2 separate regions of the Homo sapiens genome follow, and region 2 is linked to region 1. The links are chromatin loops, found by intact Hi-C in ENCODE. Cell type or tissue: natural killer cell. All regions are shown on one strand.

The links. A loop is a pair of places that touch in the nucleus more often than their neighbours do. Peaks named below come from ENCODE experiments on the same cell type or tissue, not always from the same donor. Only the 100,000 strongest peaks of a DNase experiment are listed, where the experiment ranks them.
Region 2: it touches region 1 in a loop (8-fold over the local background); 36 of 110 quality-filtered maps call a loop at or near these places.

What each region holds. Positions count from the first base shown.
Region 1 is chr4:67,324,001-67,332,000 of GRCh38, forward strand. No RefSeq gene overlaps it. Among named protein-coding and RNA genes, the nearest start is that of CENPC, 220 kb to the right of the region's middle. In natural killer cell, CTCF peaks have their summits at 3,447 (motif pointing left) and 3,648; a DNase peak (open chromatin) is centred at 3,421.
Region 2 is chr4:67,084,986-67,092,985 of GRCh38, forward strand. No RefSeq gene overlaps it. Among named protein-coding and RNA genes, the nearest start is that of CENPC, 460 kb to the right of the region's middle. In natural killer cell, no CTCF peak of the experiment used is centred here; a DNase peak (open chromatin) is centred at 3,126.

The sequences.
Region 1 (8,000 bases):
GGCATGATTGTATTTTGAAATATGAGGACATGAGATTTGGGAGGGGTCCGGGGTGGAATGATATGGTTTGGCTGTGTTCCCACCCAAATCTCACCTTGAATTATAGTTCCCATAATCCCCACATGTCTTGGGAGAGACCCAGTGGGAGGTAATTGAATCATGGGGGCAGTTACCTCATGCTGTTCTTGTGATAGTGAGTGAGTTCTCATGAGATCTGATGGTTTTATAAGGGGCTTTTCCCCACTTCGCTCTGCACTTTTCCTTGCTGCTGCCATATGAAGAAGGATGTGTTTGTTTCCCTTTCTGCCATGATTGTAAGTTTCCTGAGGCCTCCCCAGCCCTGCTGGGGAGTCAATTAAACTTCTTTCCTTTATAAATTACCCAGTCTCAGGTATTTCTTCATAACAGCATGAGAATGGACTAATACAATAGGTTCATCAATTGTAACAAATATACCACTCTGGTGAGGGGTGTTGACAATGGGGAAGGCTAAGCATGTGTTCAGGAAGGGAATATATAGGAAATCTCTGTACCTTTCTCTCAATTTTTCTGTGATTCTAAAACTGCTCTAAAGAAATTGTCTTAAAAAAATAAATAAAGCAGCCTCTCTTGCATTATCACTAAAGAACTTTAACTTTGCTTAGTCTGCCCACTACTACTTTTGATATACTTCTTGGCAAAACTTTAGGAAAGAGATTTGATCTGGGAGCCCAGCTTTACTCATTATGTCACTATTTCCAACTTACTTCTATTATATGGTTTGGCTCTGTGTCCCCACCCAAATATCATGTTTAACTGTAACCCCCAGTGTTAGGGGAGGGAGCTGGTGGAAGGTGATTGGATCATGGGGGTGAATTTCTCCCTTGTTATTCTCATGATAGTGAGTTATCACGAGATCTGGTTGCTTTAAAGTGTGTTGCACTTGCCCTTTCATTCACTCTCTCTCTCTCATGACTCTTATGCCACCATGTGAAGATGATGTTCTTGCTTTTCCTTCACCCTTCTGCCATAATTGTAAATTTCCTGAGGCCGCCCCAGACATGCCTCCTGTACAGCCTGTGCAATTGTGAGTCAACTAAACCTCTTTTCTTTATAAGCTACCCAGTCTCAGGCAGTTCTTTATAGTAGTGTGAGAATGAACACTCTACTTTGAAATCAGATTTTTTTCTTATATACATATCCCACTTCTTTTCCACATGTACCTCTTTTCAAGACTAAAGGGGGAAAGAAAAGATAGAGGAAGGAGGATGGCTTTCATCACTAAAGGTGCTATTAGCCAGCTGTATCCATTTGCATATCAGATAGATGGCTCCCTTGCTATCTGTGATACTAGGATGTTGTGGTTCGGTGATATAATCAAACAGTAATCCCCCCATTCCCAATTATCATACCTGGAATGAGTCAATAAAACTGATGGGGTAAATCTTGCCAAAAGAATATTCAAACATCCCATATCTGGAGTTACTTCAAATATCCTCCAAGAGCCTTGATTTCTTCACCTCTAAAGCGAAGGTGTTGTTCTGCGCGAAGGCGTCTGAGGGGTCATGGAGCTCTCACATATTAGGACTGCATGTCTGGAAATGACACCAGAAAGTCAAAAAACAGCCTCAACTGTACAAGGAGAGGTTTGGGCAATACATTCTGGATGTCACAATGGGATCCGCTTTAATGTAATCTGTGAGATTTTCTTTTTAAATTCCCACACTCTACCTAAGTCAAATGTCATCCTGGAGCTAATTTGTGAGCCTTGATAAAGTTTGGGCAGTAAGATCTTCAAAAATATTATTTCAATTGAATCATTTTATATGTTAACTTTGAAAATGTCAACAGCAGGGGCTGTTGGAGGAGCTTAGGAGGTCTATGCATTTGCCATTTCAAAGGCTTAAGCCATCAGTGTAGGGGTGGGGGACAGCCTGCTGTGCTCCATGTTCTGTATAAACATTTCCAGAAATATTTAGCAGATAATAGGGCTCCCACTGGGGCCGTGTGTTCAAAGGCACCACGTTGAGCCACCTACCAGGAAAGATGTGGATGCCAAAGCTGAGAGTGCTCTGGTTTTTAGACTGGGTTCTTGCTTCCTGTACAGGATTTCCAAATACACAAAGAAAGGGGAAACAACAGAAGCCCATCTTAAAGGAAAAGTGCTTAATGGATGCCAGAAGAAAATAACATAATGGTCAATGTCTGAGTAATATTCAATAGCCTTCCATCATGCAGCAGGTCTGTGAAATAGTCAGACAACTTGAGAATTGAAGGCCAGAATTCACTGCTTGACAGACTAACACCCATCAATTTGAAAAGCTCTGAAATCCTTCTTGATTTTACGGAATAAAATTGGTTATGGTTAAAGTGACAGTGATCTCTTTTTCTACTGCATTTTACATATAAAGACATTAGTTTTTAGTTCTGAATTTGACTGGAAATTGATAAGTGAACAGGCAAAATTAAGACATAATCATTCTGAATGGTTTTATAAGAGGAAAGATAGAAGAATGAAAATGACACACACACACAAAAATACTATTATACATTGTAAATAATATAGTTATGTGCCACATAAAGATGATGTGCATATATGTGGTCCCAAAACACTGTAAGACTATAATACCTTATTTTTAATGTACCTTTTATATGTTTACATACAGAAATACCATCATGTTATAATCACCATTCATTCTAGTAACAGACTGTACAGGTTTGTAGCGTAGGAGCAATAGGCTATACTATGTAGCATAGGTGTGTAGTACAATATACTATCTAGATTTGAGTTAGTAAACTTTATGATGTTCTCACAAAGGCTATATTGCCTAACAACGTGTCTCTCAGAACGCATCCCTGTTGTAAGCAACGCATAATGAAAACATTGTGAATTTATTTATATACATGTTACACAAACATTTATATTGCCATGTTTTAGTCAAGCAGTGTCCATGTACTAAGAATTTTTAAATGCTTGAGACCAGACTTCTGTCATCAAGAATCTTGCAAACTAGTACAAGAGAAGGGTGCATACATGAAAAATTAACAATGCAATAAATGCCATTAAGGAAAGTAAAGTAAAATGTCCTGTTGGAGCCGGAGTGGGGAGTCGCCTTCCGATACTGCAGGAAGACACAGAAACTGTGCAATAGGCTTTGTCACACCAGCTAAAATCTAAGCCCAAAGGGCCAGTAAAGGTAAATATCCCTTTTCATTCTTAGGTAGCAATCACAAAAGAAAGGTTTTCTACAGTGAAACCTCTTCAAACATTTTTTTTCACAGTTTCATTTTTTTAGAGGCGACATTCTTTATTTTGTTCCCCTCTCCCATGAAACCTTGAATACCACTTTTTAGTCATTTTTGAAAGAAAGCCTTTCAAAATACGAGCCTTGAATCTGAGGAACCACCTGGGTGTGGGGAAGCTTCCTGCCTAAAGCTTTCTCATTCGCTTGCCTTTTACTGACCTCTAGTGGCCATGTCTTGCTATGGCCTGGAAAGCCGATAGATTATTGTATTCTGAATTGCGTTAAATTCCGTCACTCAATTTCCCTTCTACCTGAATACTTAATTTTTCCACCCTCTTTCCATATAAATGCCAGCACAAATTTGGAGTCAATACAAATTCATAATGTACAAAACACCCCTGCACACATGGAAGTACAAATAAAAAACCTTTCCTCATAATGTGGCTTAAAAAAAAAAACTGATTTCAGAATTGTCTTAGATAAGACAGTGGACCTTAATGGCAATTACTGGAGCAGGGTGCCTCATAAGATTTCAGCCAGATATTGTACTAATATTTCTTTTATATGTCTACTTTCAAAAACAACTAATTTCCTTACCCATTCTTATCTCATTCCAAAGAGAATTACATTCAGTCCAAGTTTCAGCTCAAGAGTTTATTGCTAAACAAGAAATGCTCCCCTTGATTTATGAGGCAATTGGAAGGGGAAAACTCCCTCATCTATACCCACTAGACAGCAACCCCTTTGTTCCTTTGTACCATTTCTCTTGAACTGCTTTCCATAAAGAAGAAATAAATTTGATCTATAAAGGCATTAATAGATTTGATTACATCTGTGTGGCAAATGACTGGGTCATTGTGTCAGCGAAGGTATTCTAAATGTTAATGCACAGCCTGCTCACTGCTCAACAGACTGGAAGCCAAGACAAGACTATGATGAAGATCTCAGTGTCACAAATTTGTACAATAACACTCGGAACCTGATAGTTAGGACTTCTAAAATAATGATAATTAATACAATAATTTAAATAAACTGGAAGGAGAAAACAAGGAACACATGTAGGAATCAGGAGCTTGGGTTGACCAAAGGATAGAAAAATAAATCTACAATAATGAAACTGGGAAAACATTTTGTAGGACCAGTGGATTCTGGTTAACACCAATACCCTAGTCCATGTCTGCCAAATGGAAGAAGCTTTTATTCATAAAAAAGCACATATCAAATTCTATAAATCTCTCTCTCTCTCTCTCTCTGTCTCTGAATTTTTCCCTTCTTTTCATTTGGCTGGTATTTTAAGCATTCTCTTAGTCTAGCAATTGGGTAATCCAAAAGTGATTCCAACATACAATGTGATTTTCCTTCACACAGTCTAATTAAAACTTAATAAATTCTTGACACAGCAAAGAAGGGCTGTGCTGTCAGTGCAACAGAAATGAGATTAAAATATAAAAGAGTTTTTCCCCAGGGATTTTGTCATCCAACAAAAAAGCTGACAACAAATTTTCTTTGGTCGAGGTCAAGATAGCTCTGTTCTACCCTCATAGGTATAAGAATAGATTGTGTAGATATAAAGTATAGATAAATGTTTCCAAATATATGTCATCCAACCTTTACAAGCATAGAATCATAACAATTTTAGCCCCCAGAATTTCTTAATAATTAAAAATCCACCATTACAACCATTTTGATTCCAAGGAAAACACCTGCATTTTAACTAAAGGTCTTAGCAAATCAAACTAGAAAAAGCCTTTAAAAAGGAGATCTTAGGTCCCAGAGATACTCCCCTTTGAAAGATTATTGGGTAAATATGACTCATTTTGTTGAAAGTAAGGCAGTTTGGAGAATGACTTAGAAGGTAAGCAATCTCTCTGATTCTTTTTATTTAATTATATGAACTCAAAGTGCTGCAAAAGCCAAGAGATTCACAAGTCATTTGCTTCCTTTTTGGCTTTGAAGGCAAAAAATGTAGTATATTCTTTTCCACCCCAATATTTCCTCTCACTGCATTTTTATTATACCTACACTCAGTGCTAAGAGCTCAAGTCTTCACTCAACGTCACTGTTGGGAGACCCAATAGCTAGATAAGAATACATTTAAAGTCTGCTATGATAGGAATATTTGTGTGCCCACAAAACTCATGTATTGAAATTCTAACTCCCAAAGTGATGATATTAGGAGGTCGGCCCCTGGAAGGAGATTTAGGTCACATGAGTGGAGTTGGTGCCCTTGTAAAAGAGGCCCTAGAGAGCTCCTCACCTTTCCCATCTTGTGAGGACATGTTAAGAGTGAATTGTCAAAGGGCTAATATCCAGAATCTACAATGAACTCCAACAAATTTACAAGAAAAAAACAGACAACCCCATCAAAAAGTGGGCGAAGGATATGAACAGACACTTCTCAAAAGAAGACATTTATGCAGCCAAAAAACATGAAAAAATGCTCATGATCACTGGCCATCAGAGAAATGAAAATCAAAACCACAGTGAGATAACATCTCACAACAGTTAGAATGGCGATCATTAAAAAGTCAGGAAACAACAGGTGCTGGAGAGGATGTGGAGAAATAGGAACACTTTTACACTGTTGGTGGGACTGTAAACTAGTTCAACCATTGTGGAAGTCAGTGTGGCGATATCCTCAGGGATCTAGAACTAGAAATACCATTTGACCCAGCCATCCCATTACTGGGGATATACCCAAAGGATTATAAATCATGCTGCTATAAAGACACATGCACATGTATGTTTATTGAAGCACTATTCACAATAGCAAAGACTTGGAACCAACCCAAATGTCCAACAATGATAGACTGGATTAAGAAAATGTGGCACATATACACCATGGAATACTATGCAGCCATAAAAAATGATGAGTTCATGTCCTTTGTAGGGACATGGATGAAACTGGAAACCATCATTCTCAGCAAACTATCGCGAGGACAAAAAACCAAACACCACATGTTCTCACTCATAGGTGGGAATTGAACAATGAGAACACATGGACACAGGAAGGGGAACATCACACTCCAGGGACTGTTGTGGGGTGGGGGGAGAGGGGAGGGATAGCATTTGGAGATATACCTAATGCTAAATGATGAGTTAATGGGTGCAGCACACCAACATGGCACATGTATACATATGTAACAAACCTGCACATTGTGCACATGTACCCTAAAACTTAAAGTATAAGAATAACAAAATAAAATAAAATAAAGAATGAACTGTCTATGAGCCAGAAGTGGGCCCTCAGCAGACACTCAATCTGCCTTTATCCTGGACTTCCCACCCTCCAGGGTGGTGATAAATAAATTGTTATTGTTTATAAGCTACCCAGTTTATAGTATTTTGTTATAGCATCCTGAATGAACTAAGACAAAGTCCCAGCAAAACAAGAATACCAAGGGGAGGGAGACAAGGAAAGAGAGGAAAAAAAAAGTAAGAGAGAGATCCATTTATATACTTTGTTATGTAATATTTCAGAATAAGAACAAATAGAGTTCTCATGGGGTGAAAAGAGCACTTTATTGAACATCCTTGCATTTGTTTAATTGCTATTATTTTATTTTTAGCAGCAGTGTAGTATCATAGTTAACAGCATGGACTCTGGAGTCAATAAACCTACAGCTGCATCCCAGCTCTACCATAAACTAGCTATTTTCTTCATCTATAGAATAGTCATAAAAATAGTATCTAAGTCAAAGGTTTGCTATGATAAGTACATGAACTAATGTATGCAGAGCACTTAGTAAAGTACTTGGTATGGAAGAAATGCTTAGAATCTTGCTATTACTATTATTCTATAGTACAAGTATTTTTAAAAAATTTTAGTTACATAAGCCGCGTTGAGAAGCTACAGAGCACCGAAACTTTGCATTCCTCAGGGCTCCGAAGTTATATTCCTGTCTTGCCCTGGATAATGACCGATTGCTGACTCTACACATAAACAATATGTTCTTGCAATCCATTAGATTTAAAGGATAAATTATTAAAATTGCAGGGATTTTCTGACCTTAAGATGCCTATCTTGGCCCAGAGGAAAACCCATACACTTCAACAGGACAATAATTTATACTCGTAGTAAAGACTAAAACTTCACATTGCACCTTATTTCTGGGTACCTGGGTACCTGCTGGAACCTCTGAGTGATTTTTAAAAAATTAGCGTGCTTCTTCCCGGTCTAAGTTTCTCAAATTGAATAATTTGATAAATAAAACAAAGAAATTGCAGAAGACAGATAAAAATATCACAATGAGTAGCAAATGAAGGCAACTTGCAGGATGTGACTTGTGCCAGAAATAAGAACTCCCCACCTGGTAATGGTAGCAACGGACCTGGCTCAAATCCCCAGAAGTGGTGAGCAGGTGGGAGGCAGGAGCTGCCTGAACAGGGAGAAGCAGAGAAGCCCTCCCGACCTTCTGACTTCTTCCAAGAGGAAGAAAGACAGGAACGGAGCTATGCACACCCCATTATTCTTTTCAAAAGGACCCTTTCACAGGGGCATAGTTAATGAACCAGGAGTGTGTTTACAGAAAATCTCTCATCATGAAAAGCATGAGTTATGGCAAAGCATTTCTCACTCTAACATTTGACAGCTCCCTCTTACCCATTGGTTTTAACTATTAATCCTATAGTTGACCACGGGCGTAGTCATCATCCTGAGGGGAAGGAAGCAGCCTCTTCAGGGCAGTCCTGTTTCATCTCCTCCAGGACACTCCCCCAATAAAAGCTGCTCTTCCTCCTGGGAAGACCTACTGAGCAATTAGATTTTGCTCCCAG
Region 2 (8,000 bases), 240 kb before region 1:
GATGCCTCAACAGTGCTAGTATAACAAGACAATAACAGCGAAATAATAGAGATTTATAGTGATTGTCCAGAAGTCAACAGGGGATGGCTCACACAGTGAGTGTAACCATAACAAGTGTCAGTTTTTTCAAGCAGAAAACAAAAGCAAAGCTGTTTGATGCAGTCTAAGTTTGAGCCAGAAAGCCACGCTGAATCTACAGGCTAGATTCATGGCATGCTCTTGCTCCTGGGATTAAAAAAAGAGGAAAAAGAATCATAAAATATTAAACTGTAAACCCTACAACCCAAATTGCATGTAAAACTCTTATTTTTAATGAAAACATCATGATTTTTCATTGCTGATGATGCTTCCTAAAGGTCTAAACCAGTCCACAGATTTTTTTTTTTTCGTCTCTGTCGCCCAGGCTGGAGTGCAGTAGTGCGATCTCGGCTCACTGAGACCTTGCCTCCAGGATTCAAGGGATTCTCCTGCCTCAGCCTCCCAAGTAGCTGGGATTACAGGCGCCCCGCACCAAGCCCAGCTAATTTCTTTTTTTATTCTTATTTTTAGTAGAGATGCAGATGTGTTTTGTTTGACCCATGCAGTAATAAGGAAATCAGAACGTCTCCACATTTAAAAGTCTAGATTTTCAGCTTCTTTGAATTGAGAGGATTTAGCAAATTCAAAATCATGCATGCATGGTAACCATCAGATGGGGCTGAGTAACAGCTGTCCATATTTTAGCTCTTTCTTTTCTAGTTGAGCACATTCTCCTCTACTCCCTATTGTCTTTCATCTCCTACTCCTTTACTAATTTACATACAGTCTTTACTTGTCTGGCCCCTTTGCACTCAAGTCTGCATTCTCAATACAAATAAGTCCTCTACTATTACTACGGAGTCGGTTTTATCATCAAGGACTTTACATCTCAGGAAAAGCTCTGAGATAGATATTATGGTGTGAAATAATTTGCAGTGCAAATTACCTTAGGCTTAGAGGTTTTGAAATGACTTATCCATGTATATTAAGACATGCCTTTGAAGGGAAACTAGAATAAAGATAAATTAAATTCACTCTTCATATGAGGTAAATTTTCCAATCTTAGAATTTGGAAGAGAATGGTATCATGACATAATGAAATCGTCCAGAGCCCCGTACTAACTCTGGGTCAGCTTTAGGCAGATTATTTTATTTATCTGGGTCTCAGATTCCTCATCCTTAAAGTAACTGTGTCTGATGTAATGAGGGCCCCTTCCCACTCTTGATTTCTGTATGAATCCCGACTAAGAGGAAAGAAGTATCTCTTTCTTAACCCTTCCTGGCTCCAGAGAGCAAATGTAAAAGGAAACAACATATTTATGTCCACCTTCTAGTTGTTCAGTAGCCTTTCTAAAGGGAAAAAATCTATTTAACCAGTATTTTCCAGTAAAATAATTACTCCTGTCTTTAAATCATCTTGAATCCTCATCATCTAGCACTAGAAACCATGCTATAAGACATATCGAAGATCTGAAAGACTGCCCCAGTGTCCAGATTCCAGGGATATCTCCAATAAATTATAGATATGCCAACCATAACTTTCTAACAACTATCATGATGATTATTGTTTATTGACATTTTACTAGGGTTTCTGCCAAGCATATCACATGCATCTTCCTATTTAATTCCAGATACCACTTCATAAACACAGGAGCCATTCATGTCTATGCATCTCTATGTTTCCTCTTAAACGTCATTGTCAATACCACATTATGGAACCATATCACTGATGCTTAGAAATGGAAAAACATAAATCCAGGATGGGACAAAAAGCTTACCTACTGTATAGAACAACCATGAAATCTTAGTGCCTGGTTATGAATTTTAAGAGTTTATAACTGTCCATTCCATCTCCATTTTATTTGTACACTCCAGTCACTTGTCTTTCTACCAATATATACTTCTTGTGTACACACACAAAAAAACCTTGTAAATATTGACTTAAATTTGTTTAAAAACACTTTTTATCCTGTTTCAAATTTGTTTCTCTAAATGCATATATTAATATTTAGTACAGAATTCACTACACAATTACTTGGGATAGAAAAGAAACTAATAACAAAGAAATTATTACTTTGATTATCCTCAGGTCTCTTGAAGAAATCACTTAAAAATGTGAAGCCTTACTTTCATCAGATACAGCAGAATCAGTAAATGATTTCTGTAAGGGGCCAGATAGTACAATAAATATTTTGGACTTTCCATAGCACAGTGTCTCTGCTGTAACTACTCAATTCTGTCGTTATAGCATTGAAGCAGCCATGGATAATATGGAAATGAATGAATATAGCTATGTGCCAATAAGACTTTATTTACAGAAATTTCAATTTTATAAGATTTCACATGTCATTAAATGTTATTCTTCTTTTGATTTTTCCCAACCATTTAAAAATTTGAAAACCATTTTAAACTCACTGGGTGTAAAATACGTTCCATACAAGGGCTATATTGGCCTACAAGCCATAGTTTGCCAAACTTGAAATACAGAATGAAGGTAAAACAACTTAGCTTATAGAGTTGTTGCGAATATATGCATATTAACCTATGTAAACTGCCTTATGGAGTATATATAATACAACAGGCCCTCAATACATAGCTTTTATTTGTAATTCTTAATATATATAAGATTTTTTTCTTTAGTTTAAGCTATACTCTTTTATAATTAAAAAAACTTAATGGTAGATAGCAAGTATTACATTAAGATAATTCTAATAGAATTAGAAAAATAAAATGTAAGATGTCTTATTACTGCTTATTTAATAAAGATTGTGTTAGCAAATGGTGTTTTATAGTTCTAGGTTAGACAATCTGTTATCATAATTTTTATATTAGGTCTGTATGATTTGTTTTCTAAATATTTTGAATATTCATAAAACAACTTACTCATCACTGTGACAACCTTAAGTCATTATGGTGAGGAGAGAGCCTCAGGGTCTCACAAATAGTTAAAATCTCAAGAGGGGTGTCATAATTTATGGTTATCCAAGTACCTTTTTAAAAGGAGGGTTACGGTAAGCCATGTGCCTTTACACTCTATCAATAACATCTATTACTCTACTCGGCAATTCTATTGAAGAATGTCTGTGAGGGTTGTGTCCACCAGGGGGAGCTGAGATGCAGTGTTAATGTTCTCAATCTTTCACTAAGCATAATCAGCAATAGTTGGTAGAAGCTTCTCTATGAAGAACCATTTCCATCAAAGGTAATTTTATAATCATTAAAATGAAGAAAATCCATTGTTCTTAGACTAAAAAGAATACACCCAGCTCTTGTTGTTGTCAAATTTGTAGATGACACAAAGATGATGATGAAAAGAAATATATTAGATGACACAATCAAGATGACAAAATATACAGGCCGTCATTTTGAATTTGTATCAAGATTCTCCAGAGAAACAGAACAAACAGGATATCTGTATGTGTATGTGTATTACATACATATTATGTATTATATATATATATAAAATACATAATACACACACACATATCCTATTGTGTGTGTGTATGTGTGTATTATACACATCCATGTTTCTTTTAAGGAATTGGCTCACACAATTATAGAGGCTTGGTAAATCCAAAATCTGCAGGGTAGTCCGGCAGGGTGGAGACAGGAAAAAGTTGATGTTGCAGTTCAACTCTGAAGAACATCTGCCTGCTGAATTACTTCTTACTCGGGAAATCCGTCTGTTCTATTGAGGCCTTCAACTGATTAGATGAAGCCCATCCACTAATAGAGGGTAATCTATTTTACTCAAAATCTAATGTTAAGTCTAAATGTTAATCTCATCTAAAAACATCTTCATTGAATGTCCACAATGTTTAACCACATATCTGGGCACTGTGACCCAGTGAAGTTGACACATAAAATTAACCATCAAAGGCCTGAATACAGCAAGAAAAAAAAAATTTAAGAGATGCAACTTGTAAGGGAAGAAAAAGTTTCCCTGCTCTAAACCTGGTCAAACCTTTCCTGGTGTCGTGTTCAAGTCTTGACAAGATGTTCTAAGAAGTGCCTAGAGACACTTGGATCATAATTACATCAGCACAGAGCAAAGCACTTTTGATAATGAAGGGACTTAAAACCATAACATGGGTAAGATGGCTAAGGGGAAGAAGAATGTTTAATTTTTTTAAAAAAATTAGAGTTTTGGAAGGGATACAATAACTATCTTCAAACAGTTGGGGAATTTTCAAGTGGAGTTTTTCTGGTTAATCTAAATATCCAAAGACAAATGCTGAATCCAGTCCAGAGACTACATGCTACAAAGAGATTGATTTCTTACCAACATTAACAAAAAGTATTTAACAGACAGTCATTAAAAGATAGAATACAAATACAGCAGAGATAGATGGCAGGTAGAGTCTGCCTTGCTGCACATGTACAAACTTGGAATGGAAGACCACATGGAGAAAATGTTCTAAAGGAGATTTGATTACCACATTGATGATTTGACCAAAATACTTTAAAAGAATCATTCTAACTTTGACTTTCATGTTTTTGTTTCTAACAAAATCTTGAGCTGGCTCATTGCCCATGCTGATGGTTTATAAATAATTTGTATTCTACAGAAAATATTCTAACCTAGGAATAATATATTTCTAGGACCTAGGAAAGTTAATTATAAGACTTGATGAGCCTGAAAAAACGGGATACAGATGACAGAATTCTTCCTATATCAACATTTTCAATGAAAAAAGCACAATGAAATATAGCACAAAATTTTAATCTAGAATCTTCCTTTTCAAAATGTATCTTCCAAGTATTCTAATTAAAATGCTTTTCTTGGCCGGGTGTGGTGGCTCACTCCTATAATCCTAGCACTTTGGGAGGCCAAGGCAGGTGGATCACCTGAGGTCAGGAGTTTGATACCAGCCTGGCCAACATGGCAAAACCCAGTCTCTACTAAAAACACAAAAATTAGCCAGGCGTGGTGGCAGGCACCTGTAATCCCAACTACTTCGGAGGCTGAGGCAGGAGAATTGCTTGAACCCGGGGAAGCGGAGGTCGCAGTGAGCTGAAATCATGCCACTTCACTTCAGCTTGGGTGAAAGTGAGAGACTCTGTCTTAAATAAATAAATAAATAAAATTATTTTCTTCTATGATACCACCTGCCTCAAATTACTTTTAAATGAACTTTTTTTTTTCCTGAAAAGTATAGTATGCACTTGGCTAGTGGCAGCTGTTCTCAATAATGAGGAGAGGCTCTACAGATTTTTTGCCAGGTTACAGTTTCCTGATTACCGTGATTTTTGCCTCTGTGAGTTTTTTCAAGGCATCTGTAAATATGCAGGGAAAGAGACACAAGATTCTAGAGGAAGACAATTGAGTAATCTGTAGCCTATTTACAGTTCAGCCAACAGGAGGACTTTCAAGCAGTCAACCCTTGTTGAAGTGCATAATACGGAGAATAAATGCTGAACTGGGGCCTTGGCACAGGGAAAAGCAAATTGTGACTGGGTGGAACAACATGCTGACATTCTGGAAACTTTTAAAATTATGATGAAAAAGTTAAAATTACTATTTAATTACTATTACTAAAAGTTATAGTTACTAAAATTTATTTACTACTAGTAAAATTTAAAAATTACTAATTTAAATTACTATTCCTCCATTTAGTAATTAAAGGGAAATGTTTGTATTCAGTGCCTTGTAGAAAAAAGTTATGGCAAAATGCTGAATTTCAAACTGTGAGAAAGTGGTGGAAGAGGTAGGTAATCCCTCTCTGCTGTCTATGACTTAAAAATTTGGCTAAATGGGGATGCCATTAAGTATAAAATCTCTGCCATAGCAAGTCTAGGATCTTTACTTTCTTTCCAATCTTTTTGAAGCAGTATTCTAGCAATTTTCAAAAGACAAAAATTGTCACTTAAGTGGCCTGATATCTGCAGCCTCTACCATCCTAGACTGTGATATCACAACTCTCAATTCTTACCTAGAACATTGCAATATTTAATGTCTCAGTACATATATCTGTCTTCCCTCACTAAACAGTAAATTCCTTCCAAGAAATAACGAGGTCCTATTGATCTTAGACTTGGCCTAACAAATCACTATGCATAGTAAGTGCCCAAACTTATGATTTAGAATGAATAAATAAATGTATAAACTCATAAATATAAAAATATATAATCTTGGATGACAGAGACCATCTTACTTATCTTTTCACACATTATATCCACATACAGTGTCTTGAACTGTTGGGATTTTTCCTGCACTACTAATTTTAAGAAAAACCTCCTGTACTGTGCCTAAAGGGAAAATAGCTCTACTGAATTCTTTCATTTTCCAAATAAGAAATAAAATTATGTTGAACCTCTGGCAACAACAACACACAAAAAAAAGAAAAATATTTACATCTGGATTGTATAGAGAACTTTTTAGAAGAATGAAGAGAAGATTATTAAATTAGGAAAAGGACTTTTTTCCTTATGATGCCTGGAATCCACACTCCAGCAGACAATATTTGCACCCTAGTTGACACTCAGTGTTAAGCACATGGTGTCTGAACACTTGCTAAACATCCCTGATTATGCTAACACCACAGAACAGTCGAATCCCTAAAGCTCCAGGTATAGATTTCATTCCACATTGGACTAATGGTAAATACTTTCACTACTTTGCTTCCTAAAAAAAAAAATGTGATTAACTTTGATGGAAACAATGAATGTTCAACCCTGGAGCAATGTCCACTTTCCATTCTTTCTATGAGAATTGTTGGAATGAAGGAAAAGAAATAGCCCAGGAGCCTTTTAAGCATCCTTATTTTTCTCTGTCACAACATTAAAGGTTCAATGAATCTCCAATTAAGTCTCCCTGGCTGCTGTCACCAATTTGATTGATAGATGTCCTTGGCTCACCCTCCACAGGACATGCCAGTACACCAGGCCCCCACCTGCCACCATCAATTATCACTCTCTTGTCATCAGTGCCCTCACTTGTCAATTTATTTGCCACAAATCCAGTGAAGCCTTCTAATCAGGAAAAAAAAAGAAAAGCCATTCTTCTTTACTTTTAATGGTGGAATAGGAAAAAAAAAAAAACTTAACAAACCACATACTGTTTAATCTTAGGAGAAGGTTTGCTTTAGCCTTTTTCAATTTCTTTCCCCACACCATTCACCAAACTGGCATAGAAACTGGGTGTCATAGGGACTGATTTGTACACACATATAGCTAACCAAAGCCAAGAGAAAAATGGGAGATTTTAAAAAATATATACTTATAGAAATATAGACTTTTGACTCTATGAATCCACCAAGCGTTTGCCAAGGGGAAAAAATTATTGAATGTCTTTCAAAATAGATATAAAGAAGCACAGATTAGAACTGATTAAAAAGAATAAAGCAGTTCTTTGGTTGTTGGCAAAACTAGTAAACATGATAAATTTTGCTTGTCTCCTGCCCCACCTGTTTAATGTTTAAACGTGAGCTGATTGTGGTCCTTGATAACTGATTACCTGTCTAGGACACTGCAATCTTCTGTCTATTGACAGGAAAATATAGTTTCCCCTGAAGTGCCAATATCCATTCTTGCCTTTGACCATGAACCACTCTGCAAACACCCGGGAAGGCTCAGGTGCATCTGACAGGCTCTTTGAGGGAGAGATTGATTCCATTTGTATGCCTGTTAGATAATGACCTTCGGCCTCTGTACCCAAAGTGACAATAAAAAACGCCATCTCATATTCATCTCATGTCCCAGGAAATACTATTTGGTTTCCTGTAAACAGTTTACAAGCTTTGGGTTTTCCAGTTGTTGGTTTGGTAGTTTTGTGTTGTTTTGCTTTCTTTTCTTTTTTTCATTTTTTTCTTTGTTTTTGTTTTCCTCATTGGACAGAAAGAAAAAATACAAGAGAGGAAAAAGAGAGATTATTTCATGAGATAAGAAAAGGTCTCATCTCATCACAGGTGAGATCATAGGAAGTCATTTTCTGGGTCTAAAGCATCTCCCAGGGATGACTGATGCTCTCCCTAGTCCATCTA